Regions from separate parts of the Homo sapiens genome. Here region 2 is linked to region 1. Evidence: read pairs that join two places in POLR2A ChIA-PET (ENCODE). Cell type or tissue: MCF 10A. All regions are shown on one strand. Links, peaks and the distances in the headings refer to the core of each region. The heading gives the core; the rest is flanking DNA. Region 1 overlaps ITSN1 (intersectin 1). Region 2 overlaps ITSN1 (intersectin 1).

What was found. ChIA-PET counts read pairs that join two places held together with the same protein. Peaks named below come from ENCODE experiments on the same cell type or tissue, not always from the same donor. Only the 100,000 strongest peaks of a DNase experiment are listed, where the experiment ranks them.
Region 2: POLR2A ChIA-PET joins it to region 1 with 5 read pairs; 3 of 35 experiments call an interaction of 5 or more read pairs at or near these places.

What each region holds. Positions count from the first base shown.
Region 1 is chr21:33,652,681-33,658,054 of GRCh38, forward strand. All of the region lies in intron 1 of ITSN1 (intersectin 1), which reads left to right. Among named protein-coding and RNA genes, the nearest start is that of ITSN1, 13 kb to the left of the region's middle. RefSeq lists an enhancer at 4,091-4,590. In MCF 10A, for the core only: no CTCF peak of the experiment used is centred there; DNase peaks (open chromatin) are centred at 3,111 and 3,431.
Region 2 is chr21:33,840,590-33,845,963 of GRCh38, forward strand. The region is part of intron 29 of ITSN1 (intersectin 1); the gene reads left to right. Among named protein-coding and RNA genes, the nearest start is that of ATP5PO, 73 kb to the right of the region's middle. In MCF 10A, for the core only: no CTCF peak of the experiment used is centred there; no DNase peak of the experiment used is centred there.

The DNA.
Region 1 (5,374 bases), core at 101-5,100:
CAAAAACATCTTAGCCAATTTTATTTGTTTTAACTTGCATTATTTTCTGTATTACCAATGAGTGTGAATGATTATTAAATGCCTATTGGCCTTACACAAATTTATTTGGTAACCAACTTGTCTTGCTGGAACTCTAAGTTCCAGCAATGTTTTGGTCTTGCATTCAATGCTTCTCAGTCTTTGTGATTCCAGATAATATTAGTACTGTGTTAGTAGCAATAATTAGTACTAATTGTAGGCATCGTTCCCCAAAACTGAGGGCATCAGTATCTTTGGCACAACTATAATCCACTTAAAGTACTGTGACTGGGAAGTTCTTTTTTTTTTTTTTTTTGACAGAGTCGTGTTTTGTTGCCCAGGCTGGAGCGCAGTGGCACAGTCTTGGCTCACTGCAACCTCTGCCTCCCGGGTTCAAGTGATTCTCCTGCCTCAGCCTCCTGAGTAGCTGGGACTGCAGGCATGTGCCACCATGCCCAGCTAATTTTTATATTTTCAGTGGAGACGGGGTTTCGCCATGTTGGCCAGGCTGATCTCGAACTCCTCACTTCAGATGATCTGCCCTCCTCAGCCTCCCAAAGTGCTGGGATTACAGGCGTGAGCCACCGCACCCAGCCGTGATTGGGAAGTTCTGAGTTTAGTTAGCTGTTCAGTGAATGTTTGAGTACACGCTGTATATGCCTGGCATTGCTCTAGGTGAGTAGCCTTGAACCAAGATAGAATCTCAGCCCTCTAAGACTTCTATGCTTTTTTAAAAATTCTCGAGTTTTTCATACAGACCATCATGTTTATAAAGGACCATTTTCATTCCTAGAATTTATAATTTATTTTTAACTTGTATTTCTTTCTTTTTTTTCTTTTTTGAGACAGAGTCTCGCTCTGTTGCCCAGGCTGGAGTGCAGTGGCACGATCTCAGCTCACTGCAAGCTCCACCTCCCGGGATCATGCCATTCTCCTGCCTCAGCCTCCCGAGTAGCTGGGACTACAGGCATCAGCCACCACGCCCAGCTAATTTTTTGTATTTTTAGTAGAGACGGGGTTTCACCGTGTTAGCCAAGATGGCCTCGATCTCCTGACCTCGTGATCCGCCCGTCTCGGCCTCCCACAGTTCTGGAATTACAGGCGTGAGCCACTGCGCCCGGCCAATGTCTTTCTTTTTTTTGAGATGATGTCTTGTTATATCGCCCAGGATGGTCTTGAACTGCTGGGTTCCAGCAGTTCTCCTGTCGCAGCCTCCCAAAGTGCTGAGATTATAGGCATGAGCCACCATAACTTGTATTTGTTTATTGGCATGGAACTTCTAAAACAGTGATGAATGCTTGTTACCCTTTAATTCCTTCCTTCTTTCCTTCCTCTTTCTCTTTCTTTCTCTCTTTGTCTCTTCTTTCTCTCTTTTGTCTCACTCTGTCACCCAGGCTGAGTGCAGTGGCATGACCATGATTCACTGTATCCCCAACCTTCCAGGTTCAAGGAATCCTCCCACCTCAGCCTCCCAAGTAGCTTTGACTACAGCCACAGCCACGCACCACCACACCTGGCTAATTTTTTTTTTTTTTTTTTTGGAGAGACGATCTCGCTGTGTTGCCTAGGCTGGTCATGAACTTCTGGACTCAAGTGGACCTCTCGCCTCAGCCTCCCCAAGTGCTGGGCTTACGGGCATGAACCGCTGCACCTGGCCTTTGATTTTTTAAATTCACTTTAATTATCTTAAGTTCTGTTATACTCTAGACTCTTAGCAAGAGTCTAGAATCAACGTTAGTTATTAGTTCCGTATTTTGATTATGAGACAAGGTACAAAGCTGAGACTGTGTGATGAGAACCTTTGGAATGTATATCTGACCCAACACAGATCCCCTAAGTGCCCTTCAACCTACACATCCAATTTCTTCCTACCTCCTTCTCTACACAAAAGACATAATACATTGAACTCGGGTTGGGCACCTGACCAACCTGGCCCAATCAGTGTTCGTTTCTTCCCTGGAAATTTGAAACTAGGCTCAATAGAGAAGGATTTGGCCTTAATATGCTCAAGGACCCTAAGTAAAGGATTGGGAGTTATAAGCAGTTATGTTCTGCTGTCTGGGGACTAAGAAAGATGATTTATGGATGGGGAGAATAAAGTAACTGTCTAAAGAGAAGCAGAGAGAACACTACCTGACTCTCTGACAGCATTAAGCCACTCTCTTCCAGTCTGTTCTTGGTCCAGCTGCATTCTCGTTCTTGAGTTCTTAAGGTTACCTCCTTCCCCTTGATTTAGGTAGCTGGAGTTTCTGTTACTGTGAACTAAACATTCTTCTCATTCTTACCACAATATTCTTTTTATGATACTACCTTGTCTCTTTTTTTTTTTCACTATGTCTAGGGACGTTGTGAATTTGTTATTATTTTCTCCATATAATAACATCAACAGTTAAGGATAGCAAGAAACATGGAAGTACCAAAATTTAATCTAATTCAGGCAATCACAATTTGATTGGAAAGGCCATTTTACAAATGCGGACTCTGGCTCGGACCTGTTTTAAACCGGTGTAGATCTCTAGCTGAGGGAAAACAGGAAGGAAGAAATTTTGAAGTTACTTTTAAATGTTGCAGAATTTCAGTGGTGTCATTTCCTTTCACATCCATATAAAATGTTGACCTCCTGCAAAAACCAATACTAGGGACATTCACAGTGTACAGTATTATGTGCATCTGTATAGGGGGTGAGTCTGAATTCTGTTCAAGTGTGTAGCCACTGAAACAAGATTTTTTTTTTGTTTGAGGCAGAGTCTTACTCTGTCACCCAGGCTGGAGTGTGCAGCGGTGCAATCTTGGCTCACTGCAATCTCTACCTCCTGGGTTCAAACAATCCCCCCACCTCAGCCCCCAGAGTGGGTAGGATTACAGGCACCACCATGCCTGGCTAATTTTTTTTTTTTTTTTTTTTGGTATTTTTAGTAGAGATGGGGTTTCGCCATGTTGGCTAGGCTGGTCTTGAACGCCTGACCCAAAGTGATCTGCCTGCTTTGACCTCCCAAAGTGCTGGAATTACAGGCGTGAGCCACTGCGAAGGGCCTTGAAACAAGACTCTAAAGTGTACTGTCGAAATACCAAGAAGTTGAATCACAGAATAGTTTACCTGGGGCTGGGCTTAGTTCTTAGATTAGCTTTCTGTGTCGTGGTGATGTCATGTATCAGGAATCCTTAACTTAAAAAAAACTCAGTGATAAGTTTAAGTAGTCCACTATCTAAATGCAGTTGGGTGGGGAGGTGGAAAAAGTGATAGGGAGAGAAAAAAGAGGATTGTAGGAGAGAGAAGGAAGAAAAAGGAAGGTTGCTTTATTGCCACAGTTTTCTTTATTCATAATTGTATTTGTATGAGCTTTTTCATTTCCAAGTGGAAGAAGCACAGCATTGAAATGTAGTGACTCACATACCTGTCAAGTCCAAGGATTCTGATTGGCCTGGCATGATCGTGTGTCTGAACCCATCATATGACCAAGGGAAACGTGTACTCTCATTGGCTCTCCTGGGCCTTGGGTCTACCTTTTCCCCCAGTTGGTGAGACCAGTACCTAAACTCGTGGAATTAACAGAAAGCATTAAAGAGAAGTAGGATCTGTCAAGAGGAGAAAAAAACGCTAGGCAGGCAAAACAGATGGCCTTTACTCAGTGTATGATCAGTGTCATACAAATTAATAATTAATAATTGAAGTTACTTTTAAATGTTGTAGTATTTCAGTGGTGTCATTTCCTTTCACATACATATAAAATGTTGACCTCATGCAAAAACCAATACTACAGACATTCACAGTGTACAGTGTTGTGTGCATCTGTATAGGGGGTGAGTTTGAATTCTGTTCAAGTGTGTAGCCACTGAAACAAGCTTTTTTTTTGAGACGGAGTCTCACTCTGTCACCCAGGCTGGAGAGTGCAGTGGTGCAATCTTGGCTCACTGCAACCTCTACCTCCAGGGTTCAAACGGTCCCCCCACCTCAGCCCCCGGAGTAGGTAGATCAGGTCTGTGGCGTGCCACTTGTTTTATTTATTTATTTATTTGTTTATTTATTTATTTGGCAGAGTCTCACTCTATCGCCCAGGCTGGAGCGCAATCGTGCGATCTCGGCTCACTGCAACCTCCGCCTACCAGGTTCAAGCAATTCTCCTGCCTCAGCTTCCCAAGTAGATGGGATTACAGGCGCCTGCCACCACGCCTGGCTAATTTTTTGCATTTTTAGCATTTTTAGTAGAGACGGGGTTTTACCATGTTGGCCAGGCTGGTCACGAACTCCTGACCTCAGGTGATCCACCTGCCTCAGCCTCCCAAAGTGCTGGGATTACAGGCGTGAGCCACCATGTCCGGCCTTTTTTAATTTTTTTATTTTAATTTTTAGATTCAGAGGGTACATGCACAGGTTTGCTATGTAGGTTTATTGCATGATGCTGAGGTTTGGGCTTCTAATGAACCAGTTGCCCAAGTAGTGAACATAGCACCAGATAGGTAGGTTTTCAACCCCTGCCCCCGTTTTGGAATCCCCAGTGTTTATTGTTCTTAATTTTGTGTCAGTGTGTACCCAGTGTTTAGTTCCTACTTGTAAGTGAGAACATGCGGTATTTGGTTTTCTGCAGAAGCTTTCTTGACCTTCTCCTTTTATCTCTGATTGTCAGTTTCCTCTTAGTTTCATTTCTTTCCATAAGCAGCTGTGACCTCAGCATGGGTCATTTCAGCTATTTCCTTGCCCTGTTGCTCTGTTACATTTAGGACTTCCCAATTCCCTTTGAGGGCTTCTTATCCTTAAAATGTTGCTGTCGCCAGGGCTTTTCATACCCTCTTTTGACATTTCACTGGTCTTCCACGGCAGTCATTTTCACTGTATTTATCTGTCTGTACCTGGAGCGGTGTCTTTTTTTCTAACCCTGCATCGTGTAATGATGATGTTCTGATAGGTGATTTTGTCTTTGTGCAAACATCATAAAGTGTATGGTTGACCTTTGAACAAGGGAGGGATTAGGGGTGTTGGTCCCCAACACAGGCAAATCCACATATAAGCAGGGCTCCGTGGCCCTTGCCTGTAATCCCAGCACTTTGGGAGGCCAAAGTGAGAAGGTTGCTCGAGACCAGGAGTTTGAGACCATCCAAGCAACAAAGTGAGACTCCCATCTCTACAAAAATTTTAAAAATCAGCTGGGCATGGTGGTGTACTCTTGTAGTCCCAGCTACTAGGGAGGCTGAGGCAGGAGGATTGCTTGAGCCCAGGAATTTGAGGTTACAGTGACCTGTGGTTGTGCCAGTGCACTCCAGCCTGAGCGACAGAGCCAGATTCTGTTTTTAAAAAAAATCATATAACCTTTTTGACTCCCCCAAAACGTAACTACTAATGACCTATTGTTGACCAGAA
Region 2 (5,374 bases), core at 186-5,185, 190 kb after region 1:
GACCTCAAGTGATCCACCCGCCTCAGCCTCCCAAAGCACTGGGATTACAGGTGTGAGCCACCGTGCCTGGCTTACTTTTTGTATTTTTAGTAGAGATGGGGTTTCACCATGTTGGCCAGGCTGGTCTTGAACTCCTGACTTCAGGTGATCCACCCACCTCGGCCTCCCAAAGTGCTGAGATTACAGGCGTGAGCCACTGTGCCCAGTCTGTTTTGTTTTGTTTTTTAAACTGATTATTAAATCATTTAATTTCATATTGGTCTGTGTAAATATATTTGCAAGTGAACTTTGGGTACAGTTTTGCTCCAGTAGCATTAGACAAGATGAGTCCAAATGAGATTGTCTTCATTGTGCACTTACGAATCACTCTCCTCTGGCCGGCTGCCTCTCCACACTGCAGAGCAGGCCTGCAGAGTTGGGGAGCCATGGTGGTTGAGTTCCCCAAGTGGCCCAGGCCTCAGACTGCCTCTGCATAAAAGGGTGTCTGGGAGAAGCCGATCTAAAGCAGTAACTCGGCCCTATGTTAAGTCACAAAATATCTAACCATTACATGCATGGTAGAAACTGGTATCTTCCCTGTTTCTGGAAAGGAATCTGGGCAGACCCAGGCCGCAAATAGTAACGATTGGGTTATCTATGCTTTCAGCGATGCCATCAGAAGAAATAGTAACACTAGCTTAGGAAAACCCTCTAAATATTAGGTTTAACCATATGAAATTGTCAATTCTTACCTATAAAAACAGCAATCTATAATTCAACCTAGTACAATATATCATCACCTGGCACATGGTAGGTTAGGTTAAAAAAAAATGCCTATTGAATGAGTGAATGAAATCAACCGGTGACTATAGAAAACACCAGTCTCAGCTTTTGACACAGACCACATCACCCTCAGAGAGGAGACCATGCTGTCTCTCCAGTTTCCTTTTCCTTTAGATGTGAGCTTCCCAAAAACAACAGTGGCCTTGGAAGGGGCTGCTCCTGGAGTCTCTTGCTCATTTGGTCTAAGAAGGAGGCTGAGGACCAGGGACCGTTGTCTGAGCCAAGTCTCCACTCCAGCACAGGGCGGGGGCAACACCCCACCCAGGTAACAGTTGGGCAACGGGCACAGCAAATCGCAGTCCTGCTTCATTAATCCTATTCATTCTCTTTAGTTCCAAAAATACCCAAGAGAATTTTTATGGAAATGACATTGGATGCCAATGGTCCCAAAAATGCAAGGAAAAATAGCTCCTTCTTTGAAATGTCTGGTATTCGGGGTCTGGTAGGATAGGGAGACGTAGTGAAGTCCAAGATCACAGTAGCCTTAATGTGAATGTTCCGCTTCAGCCAGAGTTCTCTTGGGCACTTTTTTTTTTTTTTTTTTGAGACGGTTCACCCAGGTTGGAGTACAGTGGTGCAATCTCGGCTCACTGCAAGCTCTGCCTCAGCCTCCCCAGTAGCTGGGACTACAGGTGCCCGCCACCATGCCTCGCTAATTTTTTTGTACTAGAGATGGGGTTTCACTGTGTTAGCCAGGATGGTCTCGATCTCCTGACCTTGTGATCCGCCTGCCTCGGCCTCCCAAAGTGCTGGGATTACAGGCGTGAGCCACCGCGCCCGGCCACTCTTGGGCACTTCTTTACGAAAACCCCACATAGGAAAAACCAGGCTTCCAGAGTGTCTCCTGACGTCTAGTTAGCTATTCCATTTCAGAGGGCTCCATAGCCTCTCAGGAAGAATCTATTCTTTAAATTAAAAGCTCCCCAGGCATTTTTAAGTTGTATGACCTGATTCTCAAAAATGTTTCATTTATAAAAAATGAGCATCAGCTATAAGATATATATAGTGTCCGTGCAACTTAATGTTGGGCATACCACCTCTTAGAAGCTACCAGCTACCATGCTGTTGTTTTATGATGTCAACGGTGTGTGTGTGTGTGTGTGTGTGTGTGTGTGTGTGACAGGCAGTGAGCAGCAACTTTCAGGTGACTTAACTGCCTACATCTGTAGCTTGGTGACAGTAGGTCAAACGGTGAGTTCAGGGTACAGCCAGAAGGCAGATAAATACCGCTGTATAGAAGATTCTGGCAGAGGCTGACAGCTGCTATTTCCACATCTGCTTGGCACGTCGCTTCTGAGTGATGTTGCAAGCCTCAAAAGAGATGTTCCTTATTTTGACTCAGACTATCATGTCTTTAAAAGCTGAACAGTTCCTTCTCTTGATGCCGTTTCTCTGAACTCTGACCCAGGAGAGGGGAGAACACTTTTGATCTGCCAGTTTTCATCAAGGACGCTGTTTCCCTCAGTGAGAGGATGAAACCCCTGACGCCCCTGCTTTCCCCTCCCATTTCCTATGCTGTCCTGTCCCCTTCTGATACCTGTCCCCACACACTCATGCACGCTGATCCACTGCGTTGCTTCCCAGGCCCCACCCAGAAAGTGAGGAAAGGCCTGGGCTGCGGTGGAGCGCAGGATGTTCTCTGCGGATTATTCAGTGAAGTCGAGATCTTAGAGAACATTGAGCATAAGGCCTGCACCTATACAGCTGAGGGCACTGAGGGTCTCGGGAAACACAGTGATGTTCTCAAGTCAGCTTTTCAAATTCCGACAAGTCCTCGTTCTAGGCGTACCATTTGATGCACAGATCTATGGACATGTGTGTCCATAATAGCCCCAGAGCTCCTGCCTCCACAGAACTGGTGGCTGCATCTTTGGAAAGATCGGGAAGGGGCCCCTCTTGCCTCATGTGATTTCCTCACTGGTGGGGTTACCATGGGAGTTTGGAGCCATTGGTAAGGATTCCAACACATTTTCAACGCACAAGCTTCATGCTGACCCGCCCCAGCCCTTTGTCCTTCTCTCCTCCACTGGGCGAGTTTGCCAGGCGCTCAGGCTTACTTAAGACACCCTCAGTCTGAGCCAAATGTAAGAACATGTGCTGCTGTAGCTTCCCAATTTTCATTCCTGGCCTCCAGAAAAACATGGTGCTGTATATAACAACACGGCTTCTCTGCAAGTTCAGCCTAATATTTTACTCCATTTCTCTCATCATTTTGGAACATTCTATTTCCCTGTAGACCACCTGCCTATAGGAAGATAGTGATTCAGACGGAGCATCCACATAACTGCATCTGGGGACCTTATAGAGGCTAAGGAGCAATCCAGGATGGTGGCTCAGAGCACGGGTTCAAATCCCAGCTCTGCTACTTACTAGTGGTGTGATCTTGGGCAAGTTATGTAACCTCTTTGTGCTTCAGTTTCCTCATTTACATATGGAGAGATAATGATGACATCTAGCAGAAAATAAGCAGAGAATAATAGCTTTGTTGCTGTTGTTTTTATTGGAGAGAAAAGGCATTTGTGCCTGGTCAGTGAGCATCATGGAATCCAATCAAGTGCCTTCTTTCATTAAACCAAAACAGCAGGTAGGTTGTGTGCATTTTTAAGACCTTTTAGAAAGTATGCTTTTATAGATTAGGAATTTCAGAGAGAAAAGATTGGACAGCTTCCCTAAAAACTTTGAGCTATCTCATTGCAAGATTTGCCCTACCAATCCGTGCACGAACCCTGGCCCCCTTCCTGATAGCAGGAGGCCCACCGGTGGAAGCAAGCAGCTTTTTAAACGCCTTCGCTGCACTCCTGCAATGTGCAGAGACCTCTGGACCAAAGACCAGAGCCTACTCAGCAGACTCTTGGTTGATGTGGACAAGCTGCCTGTGTTTCACACGGTCGACGGTGGGGAGGCCACCAGGGAAAATGGAATGTGCAGGGCTTTTAAATGTCACGTCTGGACTGTGTTGGCAGGCCCATGCAGCGCTCCACAATAAACCTGTCACAAATGCATTGAGTCACTGGGTCCTTTATTTCTCATCACGGCATTCTGTGGCCTTGTGTTCTCTTGCCAGCAAAGAATGGAACGTTCAGCCCCCTAGACATGCCGGCTGCTGGATTTTTTAAGCAATCATCCAGCTTAGATAAGGGGCGTGGGCTGCTGGGGAATGCTGCCCCAAAGCGCTGTCTCCAGAGCAGCTGCCCCAGGCATGCTTAATTCCCTCCCTGCCCACTGTGTGCACCCCCAAGATGCCTCTCAATATCCAGACCTGCAGTTCCACTCTGTTTGTTAGGCCCCCCAGGAGAGCGAGCCTGCAGTCCGCCCCAGCAGAGGGGACCAGGCCAGGGATGCCTCTTTCCTCTCTGGAGTGTTACCTTGGAGTCCTGAGGCCCCGTGACAAGACCCCACACGGCCGAATCCTCAGTAACAGCCCTCCACTGACTTGGTATCCAGTGGGATTCCTCCCTCCATCCCATTCTCTAGGGGGCAGAAGCACATCTGCCCGTCCTGTCCGCCTCCCCTTCCATCCTGCATCCTGTCTTCTCCTCTCCCCGCCTCCTGCTGTGTGGCCCATGAGCCCAGGAGGGACCCAGTCTACTCTGTTTACCTCTCCCGCTGCCCACTGAGAGTCATGGCTGAGGTACATGGAACCGGCCTGGTCATAGGGCCGTGCTCAGCAGAACACAAGCAGAGGAGATGCCTAGAACTTTCAGGAGCAGGTGACAAGCAGCAGAGAAATGAGTGGGGGTTCCAGCTAGTGAAGGATGGGGTGGCACAGAGCATGACTGGGGGCCAGGGATCCAGCCGAGAGGATGGCCCGAGAAAGCTCTCTGAAGAGGGGGGATGGAGACCTGGCTGCGGGGGAGGCACGTCCAAAGATCAAGGGGGAGGAGCTTTCTCGGCCCAAGGGACAGCAAGTGCAAAGGCCAGGGCTGAAGGAGCTGCTCCTGCCCCTCACAGAAGGATGACTGAGTCTTCGACCTGGTCTCTCTGCACCCACTCTCTCCTTCCAGCTTCCCCCACGCTGCAGGCAGAGAGCTATTCTAAAAACATCACTTCTTATGCTTAAAATCATCCAGGGGATTCCCGGTCCTCCGAGATAAAAGACCCGAATCTACTTGGTCTGCAAACCCTGCCTGATCTGCCCCCTTCTCCAGCCCTCTAACCTTCCCTCTCCTCATTTATTCCTATTTGTGCTGAATTTTAGCACGGCTCAGTCGTCACCTCCTCGAGGAAGCCTTCCCTAACCCATGCATTCTTCTGTGCTTGCAGAGGGGAAACTGGGCTGACTGGTTACGGAGCTGCTCTACAGGAGCCTGCTCAGTGTTCTTTCTTCTGCCACCTTTGAGTCCCCGTCATGACCCGTCACGAAAGTCCAGGCTTTTGTTGCCCCCATGGCTTTCCAAATGGCCCTGTTGAAAACATCCCCTTTGACCCTCCAAACCACTTTATGGAAAGGTCCATTTTCATCATGGGAGTCCCTCCTCAGAGAGAGTCAGAACCCACATCTGGTGCCCACTGTGGCATCGTGGGCCCACGTCAGCAGGAAGGGATGGGGGTG